Regions from separate parts of the Homo sapiens genome. Here region 1 is linked to region 2. A link is an interaction called in ENCODE POLR2A ChIA-PET data of the cell type or tissue named here. Cell type or tissue: GM12878. All regions are shown on one strand. Region 1 overlaps STAG1 (STAG1 cohesin complex component). Region 2 overlaps MSL2 (MSL complex subunit 2).

Region 1 (5,000 bases), 240 kb before region 2:
ATTTCCTTCCATTCTAGAATAAAACAGATGCATTTTTGTTTATTTCAGTGCACATGATCTCACAAAATGGGATCTCTTTGGTAATTGCTACAGATTATTGAAGACTGGAATTGAACATGGAGCCATGCCAGAACAGGTAGGAGTTTATTGGTATTCCTTCTGTATGACTCTAGAAAGTTGTTTTTCTGAAGTCATATGATTATCAGAAGCCTTTTATAGAAAGTAATTGACGATTCATTAGGGCAGCTGCCTCTTTTGAGAGAATTATTGCTGTAGTAATTAAATGTTATTGATAGGTGTATTATACTGGCTTATGTGTTAAGAGTAGAAAAAACTTTTGCTATAACATATCTTAAAAATTTTACTGTTAAGGTAGACTTTTCTCTATTAGGAGAAATACCATTAATATCTATGGCAGCAATTTTAAAACTTTGGATAATGAAAATTGATGATGGGTATATTCCAGCCGTGTTCTAGGTATTAATCATATTAAGTATGGCTTAGTTTTTATATTAGAACCATAGTTAAATTAACATGGCAGCCTTTAATAGACTTTAGAACTTTGTACACTCATATATACAAGTTAGAGTAGAAGGGGCAGAAATTCAACAAACTTTGCCTAATCTGAAAGAGACTTCAGTAGAATAATTACTCTACTTGATTCAGTATGAGAAAGGAAGGAGTTATTTTGTACACTGCAGATATTCATGTAGACCAAAATATCATCTCCATCATTAAGTGTAGGTAATATTTAGGGGTTATCTCATTCATTTCCATTTGGTAGTATAGAATGCTTAGATGATACCTTATTACTCTAAAGCAGTAAGAATTTCAACAGATACAATAATAATCTTATATTAAAAATTAATCATGGGCTGGGCACAGTGGTTCACGCCTATAATTCCAGCCTTTTGGGAAGCCAAGGCAGGGTGGATCACCTGAGGTCAGAAGTTCGAGACCAGCCTGGCCAACATGGTGAAACCCCATCTCTACTAAAAATAAAAAAATTAGCCAGATGCAGTGGCATGCGCCTGTAGTCCCCAGCTACTTGGGAGGCTGAGGCTGGAGAATCGCTTGAACCTGGGAGACGGAGGTTGGAGTGAGCCAAGATGGTGCCACTGCACTTCAGCCTTGGTGACAGAGTGAGACTCTGTCTCAAAAAAAAAAAAAAAAAAAGTTAATTATGAAAACAGTACTTTATTATTGCTGTGATTAATTCATTTAAATTGCCTAACATTAGTCATTTTCTTGGTCCCTACAAATGTCCCTGATTATATTAGGTGTTTTTATTGTAGTTTGTGAAAAGACACTAAATATTTTACCCTCTCTTTTTTAAAATGTATTGCTGACATCAACTTCCCATCCTCTCTTCATCTCAGACCAGCAACCTAAATAAAATTCACTCATATTTTCAAGCCATGCTTCTAAGTTGAAAGTGAATGAGAGAGTTAAGATATTCTTTTTATCCTTTTCTCCATTTTCTCCAGGGAGAGAATAAGAGTACATCTCTGTTTCATCTACTGTGTCAAAATTTTTAGACTTACTATACCATCATTATTGTGCTAGTACTGACTTGTGACAGCTTCACAGTGTTGTCGTCTTTGTTATTTTGGTTTTCTGTTGCTTATGTTCATTGCATATGTCTTATTTCCTCCATTTTTATTGTTGGATAAAAGTACATACTTATGTGACATTAAAAGTTTTGTGGCTTTAGGGGCTGGGCGCGGTGGCTCACACCTGTAATCCCAGCACTTTGGGAGGCCAAGGTGGGCGGATCACAAGGCCAGGAGTTTGAGACCAACCTGGCCAATATGGCAAAACCCCATCTCTACTAAAAATACAAAAATTAGCCAGGCACGGTGGCGGGCACCTGTAGTCCCAGCTACTCGGGAGGCTGAGGCAGGAGAATCACTGGAACCCAGTAGGTAGAGGTTGCAGTGAGCAGAGATTGTACCACTGCACTCCAGCCTGGGCGATGAGCAAGACTCCGTCTCAAAAAAAAAAAAAGTTTTATGGCTTTAACTTTGTTAATTTCTTGAACACGTATTTTTAACCATGTGTATGAAGTTTGAGTGCATGACTCAAATATGACTAGATTGTACTCTTGTTCATTTTAGCAGCTCTGAGAAATATCTCTTAAGATACTGTTGAAAATACAGAAATTCTGTATTTAACCACTTCTTTTTTGTTTGTTTGTTTGAGACCGAGTCTCGCTCTGTCACCCAGGCTGGAGTACAGTGGCGTGGTCTCAGCTCACTGTGACCTCCGCTTCCTGGGTTCAAGCGATTCTTCCGCCTCGGCCGCCTGAGTAGCTGCGTCACCACGCTGGGCTAATTTTTGGGTTTTAGTGGAGACGAGGTTTCCCCATGTTGGCCAGGCTGTCTTGAACTCCTGACCTCAAGTGACCTGCTTGCCTTGGCTTCCCAAAGTGTTGGGATTTCAGGCATGAGCCACCGCACCCGGCCCTCAACCACTTCTTAATACAACCATGCAAGCTCACTTTTTAAGGTTCCAACTGTGTACTTACAATAAGAATTCAGAGAAAATACCTTTTGGAGCAGGGATACTGAAGAGCTACCAAAATATTTATTACTGTTGACCCTCAGTTGTGCTTAATGTTTTGAAGATACCTTAAAACTGTCTAGCTGTTTGGGGAGATTATATTAGCTATATGTTTGACTTTTTTGTTTGTCTTTTGTTTTTTTTTTATAATAACCAATTCAACTAGAAGTTCCTAGTTCCTTCCTTCACTGAATTGTTACACAAGCAGACCTCATTTTATTGTGCTTTGCTTTATTGCGTGGTTTTTTTCAAATTGAAGGTTTGTGGCAACCCTGCATCAAGCAAGGCTATCAGTGCCATTTTCCCAACAGCATATGCTGACTTAGTGTTTCTGTGTCACATTTTGGTAAATCTTGGTTATTTCAGACTTTTTCATTAGTATTAAATCTGCTATGGTGATTGGTGATCAGTAATCTTTGATGTTCTATTGTAATTGTTTTGGGGCACCATGAACTGTACCCACATAAGATGGTGGACCTAATCCATCAATGTTATGTGTGTTTTGACTGCTCCATTGACAGGCCCTTCCCTGATCCCTTTCCCTCACAGGCCTCCCTATTCCCTGAGACAAAACAATATTGAAATTAGGCCACTTAATAACTCTACAATGTTCCTTAATGTTCAAGTGGAAGAGTCACACTTCTCTCATTTTTCATGACTGTTAACACAACAGAAGTAATTTTTACTTTCAAGCCTTAATTATTTAAGAAAAAACATTGCATAAGCCTTGTGGCTGCCATAGAAAGTGACTCTGTTGATGCATCTGGGCAAGAAAATTGAGAAACTTCTGGGAAGGATTCACCATTCTAGATACCATTAAGAAATTAGTGATTCATGGGAGGAGGTCCAACTATCAACATTAACAGGAGTTTGGAAGAAGTTGATATCAGTGTTCATGGATGACTTTGAGGGGTTAAGACAAGTGGAGGAAGTCACCCAGATGTAGTGGAGATAGCAAGAGAGCTAGAATTAGAAGTGGAGCCAGAAAATTTGCCTGAGTTGCTGCTATCTCCTGCTCAAACTTGAAGAGATGAGGAGTTAATTCTTACGGATGAGCAATGAAAGAGATGGTATTTAGTCCTAGTGAAGATGCTGTGAACATTGTTAAAATGACAACGAAGGATTTAGGATATTACATAAACTTAGTTGATAAAGCAGTGACAAGGGTGGGAGAGGGTTGTCTCCAGTTTTGAAAGAAGGTCTGTGGAGAAAATGTTGTCAAACAGCATCACATGCTACAGAGAAATCTTTTATGAAAGGAAGAATCAATTGATGCAGCAAACTTCACTGTCATCTTGAGAAATTGCCATAGTCACCCCAACCTTCAACAACGACCCTGTTAAGTCAGCAGCCATCAACATTTCAAGCAAGACCCTCCACCACTGAAAAAATTATGACTCACTGAAGAGTCAGGTGATCATTAGCATTTTCTAGCAATAAAGTATTACATTTTTTAGTTAAGCTATGTACATTGTTTTTTCAGACATAATGCTATTGCACACTTTTATATGCACTGCGAAACCAAAGGTTTTGTGACTTGCTTTATTACAATATTTGCTTTTTTGTGATGGTCTGGGAGTAAACTTGCGCTATATTCAGGGTACACCTATGTATTTGTATATTTTTTCTCCTCCTAGTGATTTATCTTTTATCATATCAGTACTGTTTTAACCATAGTAGTTTTAGAATATGTGGAAGACTGACCAGGCATGGTGGCACACACCTGTAATCCAAGCATTTTGGGAGACTGAGGCAGGCAGATCACATAAGACCAGAAGTTCGAGACCAGCCTGGCCAATATGGCAAAATGCTGCCTCTACTAAAAATACAAAATTAGCTGGGCATGGTGGCACATGTCTGTAATTTCAACTACTCGGGAGGCTGAGTCAGGAGAATCGCTTGCACCTGGGAGGCAGAGGTTGCGGTGAGCCAAGATCACGCCATTGCACTCCAGCCTGGGCAACAAGAGCAAAACTCCATCTCAAAAAAAAATAATAATAATAATATGTGGCAGATCAAAAAGAAATTACGTATTCTAATAATTTTTTAAAATAAATTTAAAAAACAATCAAATTATAGACATGTTACAGAAAATTCACCTAATCCATTTTCAATATTTTCCCAGATTTCCGCACTTAGACACTATGTATATATAATATATATTGTATACGATATATATTGTATACGATATGTAATATACGATATATATTATATATAGTATACATTATATAAATTATATATAATATATAATGTGTGTGTTACACATGTTAATATGCATATATAAAATATATATTAGGCCAGGCAAGGTGGCTCACACTTGCAATCCCAGCACTTTGGTAGACCGAGGTGGGTAGATCACTTGAGGTCAGGAGTTCGAGACCAGCCTGGCCTACATGGCAAAACCCTGTCTGTACTAAAAATACAAAAAAGTAGCCAGG
Region 2 (5,000 bases):
GAGGTCATATTTGAATTGATTTTTGAAGAAGAATTGACCATGCAAGGCAGGAAGAAGGACATTCTAGGAACAGCAAATCATGGAGGATGAGTAAGCATTGCATGTTTTGGAATGGTCAGTGGTGGGTGAGAATGGAGTATGGAGTTCTTGGAGAAAGCTTAGTGAAATGAGATTTGGGGTGGAAGACAGGTAGGTAGGGGCTAGATTCTGGAAGGCCTTATATGTCATTCCAAAGTCTTTGGATTTTAAAGTTCGCTTCAAGGGTTTTCAAGAGAAAGGCATGTAATCAGACTTGTGTTTTAGAAAGATCATATGGTGGCAGTGTGGAAGATGAATTGATTAGGTAAGGCACGGAGATAAGCTAGAAAACTCGAAATTCGGGGTGAACAATGATGAAGGTTGAACTAAGGCAGTAGTAGTCATGCAAATAAAACCTGAAGGGGTGGAATTGGCAGATTTTTATAAACTACATGCAGGGAGAACAATTGGATATGGAATGGAGGTGAAGAGTCTGGGTGGTTTCAAGGTATTTAGTTTGTGAATGAATGATAGTGTCAGTACCAAGAGAATAAGGGATGCAGGAGGAAGACCAGGCTTTTAGGTGGGGATTTATGGGAGATAAAATTTATATTTGCTCATGTTAAGCTTGAATTACCTGTGGGTTGGCAAAAGAGAGATGAGATTCCTAGTAGGCACTTCGATATTGGGTCTGAAGTTCAGGGGAGAAAGATTTGAGTTGGAGATACAGATTCAGAAGTCACCAGTTTATGAACAGTAGTTAAAACAGCTTTATGGGCAATCACTCTAGAAAGAAGTATGTTCCACCTTCTTTTGTTTGTTTGTTTGTTTATTTTGAGACAAAGTCTTGCTCTGTCGCCCAGGCTGGAGTGCAGTGGCGTGATCTCAGCTCACTGCAACCTCTGCTTTCTGGGTTCAAGCGATTTTTGTGCCTCAGCCTCCCAAGTAGCTGGGATTACAGGCGCACACCACCATGCCTGGCTGGTTTTGTATTTTTAGTAGAGGTAGGGTTTCGCCATGTTGGACAGTCAGGTCTTGAACTCCTGACCTCAAGTGATCCTCTTGCCTTGGCCTCCCAAAGTACTGGGATTACAGGTGTGAGCCACTGTGCCCGGCCCCGTAGGTCAGTTTTAAAGTTTGTATGGTGTCATGTCTGTTTCAAAAGGGGAAAAGATTAATGATCCTCATAAGATTCTGAACAACAATTTGTACTTTTTTTTTTATTAGCTCTTGAACTGAAGACGTACACATTTGTATAGTCAGATTCTCAAAGGGGTCTGTGTCAGTAAGGATTACTAAGGATTACTGAAAGGGAGTAAGGAGAGTAGATCCTATTAAGGAAACATGGGAAATACTAAAATTAATGAGGGGACAGAAGAGGATGTAGAGGAGATGACGGAGACAGTGTTAGGGGAGAAAGGAGGAGAGCATTTCAAGGGAAGAATAATGAACCAGAAGTGCCCACTACATTTGGGATTAGCAATTTTTGCCTTTCATTAGAAGACACATTCTGGTGAGAAGCTTCTGCATAGGGAATAACTGGATGGGGAGTTGCTATAGGAAGGAAGGTTGAAGGTGGAAGTGAGAGAGAGGGTATAAATAACATTAGGTATAGGTAACTGGGTGGGGGGAGTATGGGAGGTATGTGAGCCAAAGCATTGGAGGGAGAGGAGGATTTACGTAGGAGGGAAGAAGAAAAGGGTACTGTATGTGTGTATGTGTTGTCGGGGAGTGAGTATGAGTATGATGAGAGGTGGAGAGAGGGAGAATACTTAAATATGTAAACCTTCTGGTAAATTTGGAAGCATGAAAAAATTGACATAAGTAGAAATATTCAAGCTTTCATTGGACTTTATTTTGTCACGTTTATAGAAAATTTCAATATACAGGCCAGGTGCGGTGGCTCACGCCTGTAATCCCAGCCCTTTGGGAGGCCAAGGTGGGTGGATCGCTTGAGCCAGGAGTTGTGGTCCCACCTACGCAGAAGGCTGAGTTAGGAGGATTGCTTGAGCCCCAGGAGGTTGAGGCTACGATGAGCCATGACACTGCACTTCATCCTAAGCGACTGGGCAACAGAGTGGGACCCTGTCTCCAAAAAAAAGAAAAAGTTTCAACATACAAAGTAGAATAAAACTCTCACATACATACCTGTTACCTCAACATGATACCTAGTGAAAATTAATTATACCCAAATGCAAGGCTTTTGATACACCCTTTATAGACCTGGCCATACGTCTTGGAATCATCAAATTTTACAGCTGTGAAAAGAACCTAGATATTTAGTTAATAGCTTTAAGAAACTGAGGGCCAAATCACTTAGGAGCACACTATTAATATATATGACATTGTTTTACTCAAAATTTGTCAGACTTGGACAGTTACAGAATTACTGATTGTAGTGGATGCCATGATGTAATACCCAAATCCCCACTTAAGGCTTAAAGAAATTCATTCTTTTAGCTAGTGGGTGTGCTGCTGAGGCTGTGAGACCTGTCTGGGAATCATCCTTGGCTGAAGAGAGCAACTCATTCATGGTCACATGCTTTCGTTGTGAGTAGTGTGCCTCCAGGTTCTGGTTCATTAAAGTACCTGGCTCCTTGGGCCCAGCATAGGACAACCCTAAGGAGTCATTCAGCTTTAGAGTTTCTTTTGGGTCATCTGAGGCCTTTTTTGTGAGTTCATCCCAGCCACTTCCTTCCTTCCTTTACAAATGATAATCCTGAGAGAAGCTCTTCATAAGTTTTCTGCACACTAACCTGTCCTAAGAGTTTGCATGCCTAGGAATCTGACTTGTAACAGTGACTAACTTTACACTTCCTTTTGATTTGAAACAGCAATGACTTGCTAAATTTTTAAAGATTTAACATGTCTCATTTTCTCATGTTTGTGAGACATACCCAGGTAAATGTTGAGTAATAATATAATGAAAGAAAATGATTACTTTTACAATGCCAAACATACAGAAAACATTCATCATTAGGACATGTTTCGGGATGGAACAGAAAGTAGAATACTTTCTCAAACATATTGAACAAATCTTGGCATATAATTGGCCTCTTTTCCCTCCCATCATTGTTAGGGTTCTGCTACCTCATTTTTACCTCCTTTTATAAATTAAAAAGGTATCCCCCTGCCAGTTTGAGATCAGGCTTGTATTCTTTTTTGGCCTGATTGGAGTTATTTAAAAATATGGACAGGCTGGGCACAGTGGCTCACGCCTGTAATCCCAGCACTTTGGGAGGCTGAGGTGGGCGGATCACGAAGTCAAGAGATCGAGACCATCCTGGCCAACATAGTGAATGTCTCTACTAAAAATACAAAAATTAGCTGGGCATGGTGACGCACGCCTGTAGTCCCAGCTACTCGGGAGGCTGAGGCAGGAGAATCGCTTGAACCCAGGAGGCAGCAGTGAGCCGAGATCACGCCACTGCACTCCAGCCTGGCGACAGAGCGAGACTCCCATCTCAAAAAAAAAAAAAAAAAAAAAAAAGGACAGAGTTTTTTTTCCTTTTGGTCATCCTGTAGAAAATGGAAAGCTGTGAAGTATATTTGAAACAAATATGGTTGGATTGAGTCTTTATGGAAAGGTCTTGTACTTCAGTCACACAGTAGAATGACTATAGTTAACAATGGTTTTTTTTTTTTGAGAGGGATTTTTGCTCTTGTCTCCCAGGCTGGAGTGCAGTAGTGTGATGTCGGCTCACTGTAGCTTCTGCCTCCTGGGCTCAAATGATTCTCCTGCCTCAGCCTCCTGAGTAGATGGGATTACAGGCATGCACCACCACGCCCAGCTAATTTTTGTATATATATATATTTTTAAGTAGAGACGGGGTTTCACCATGTTGGCCAGGCTGGTCGTGAACCCCTGACCTCAGGTGATCTGCCTGCCTCAGCCTCCCAAAGTGCTGGGATTATAGACATGAGCCACCGCCCCGCTGATTTTTTTTTTTTTAATGGAGTCTCTCTGTCGCCCAGGCTGGAGTGCAGTGGCGCGATCCTGGATCACTGCATCTTTCACCTCCTGGGCTCAAATGATTTGTGCCTCAGCCCGAGTAACTGGGATTACAGGCATCTGCCACCACACCTGGCTACTTTTTTATTTTTAGTAGAGATGAGGTTTTACCATGTTGACCAGGCTGGTCTTGAACTCCTGACCTCAAGTGATCAATCCACCTTGGCCTCCCAAAGTGCTGGAGCGTGCCTGGCCAGTTAACCATGATTTATTGTATATTTCAAAACACGTAGAGGCTGGGTGCGGTGGCTCACGCCTGTAATCCCAGCACTTTGGGAGGCCGAGGCAGGTGGATCACCTGAGGTCAGGAGGAGTTCAAGACCACCCTGGCCAACATGGTGAAACCCCGTCTCTACTAAAAATACAAAATATTAGCTGGGCGTGGTGGTGTGCACCTGTAATCCCAGTTACTCAGGAGGTTGAGGCAGGAGAATTGCTTGAACCAGGGAGGCAGAGGTTGCAGTGAGCCCAGATTATGCCACTCCACTGCAGCCTAGGTGACAGAGTGAGACTGCGTCTCAAAAAAAACACAAAAAACAAACAACCCACCAAAACCAATAATAGGAGTGGATTTGGAATGTTCCCAACACAAGGAAATGATAAATGTTTGAGGTGATGGATATTCCAGTTAGCCTCATTTGATTGTTACAGGTTATATGCTTGTCAGAATATCACGTGTACCCCCATACATATGCACAAAAATTATGTACCCGTAACCATTTAAAAAATAAGCACCCCCCCCCCCCCCCCCCCCCGCCAAAACAACAACAACAAAAACAAGCCATGCCCCCATGGTACAGGAAAGATTTGCCTGGCAGAATCCAAGACTACATTCCTGTACAAAATAGTGGAAGATTTTCTGTTTGCAGCGTTTCAGAGTGCCTTTCCAAGATAAAGTGCGCCTCTTGTCATCCATTAAAAATGTTTTGTCATTGCTTAAGTTACCATCCTGTCTTTTGATCAAGAGCCT

The links. ChIA-PET counts read pairs that join two places held together with the same protein. Peaks named below come from ENCODE experiments on the same cell type or tissue, not always from the same donor. Only the 100,000 strongest peaks of a DNase experiment are listed, where the experiment ranks them.
Region 1: POLR2A ChIA-PET joins it to region 2 with 5 read pairs; 2 of 35 experiments call an interaction of 5 or more read pairs at or near these places.

Annotation. Positions count from the first base shown.
Region 1 is chr3:136,413,021-136,418,020 of GRCh38, reverse strand. It overlaps STAG1 (STAG1 cohesin complex component), which reads left to right. Exons shown (of 34, transcript NM_005862.3): 21 at 49-136. Among named protein-coding and RNA genes, the nearest start is that of PCCB, 170 kb to the right of the region's middle. In GM12878, no CTCF peak of the experiment used is centred here; no DNase peak of the experiment used is centred here.
Region 2 is chr3:136,169,017-136,174,016 of GRCh38, reverse strand. The region is part of intron 1 of MSL2 (MSL complex subunit 2); the gene reads left to right. Among named protein-coding and RNA genes, the nearest start is that of MSL2, 25 kb to the left of the region's middle. In GM12878, no CTCF peak of the experiment used is centred here; no DNase peak of the experiment used is centred here; H3K27ac peaks cover 462 bases.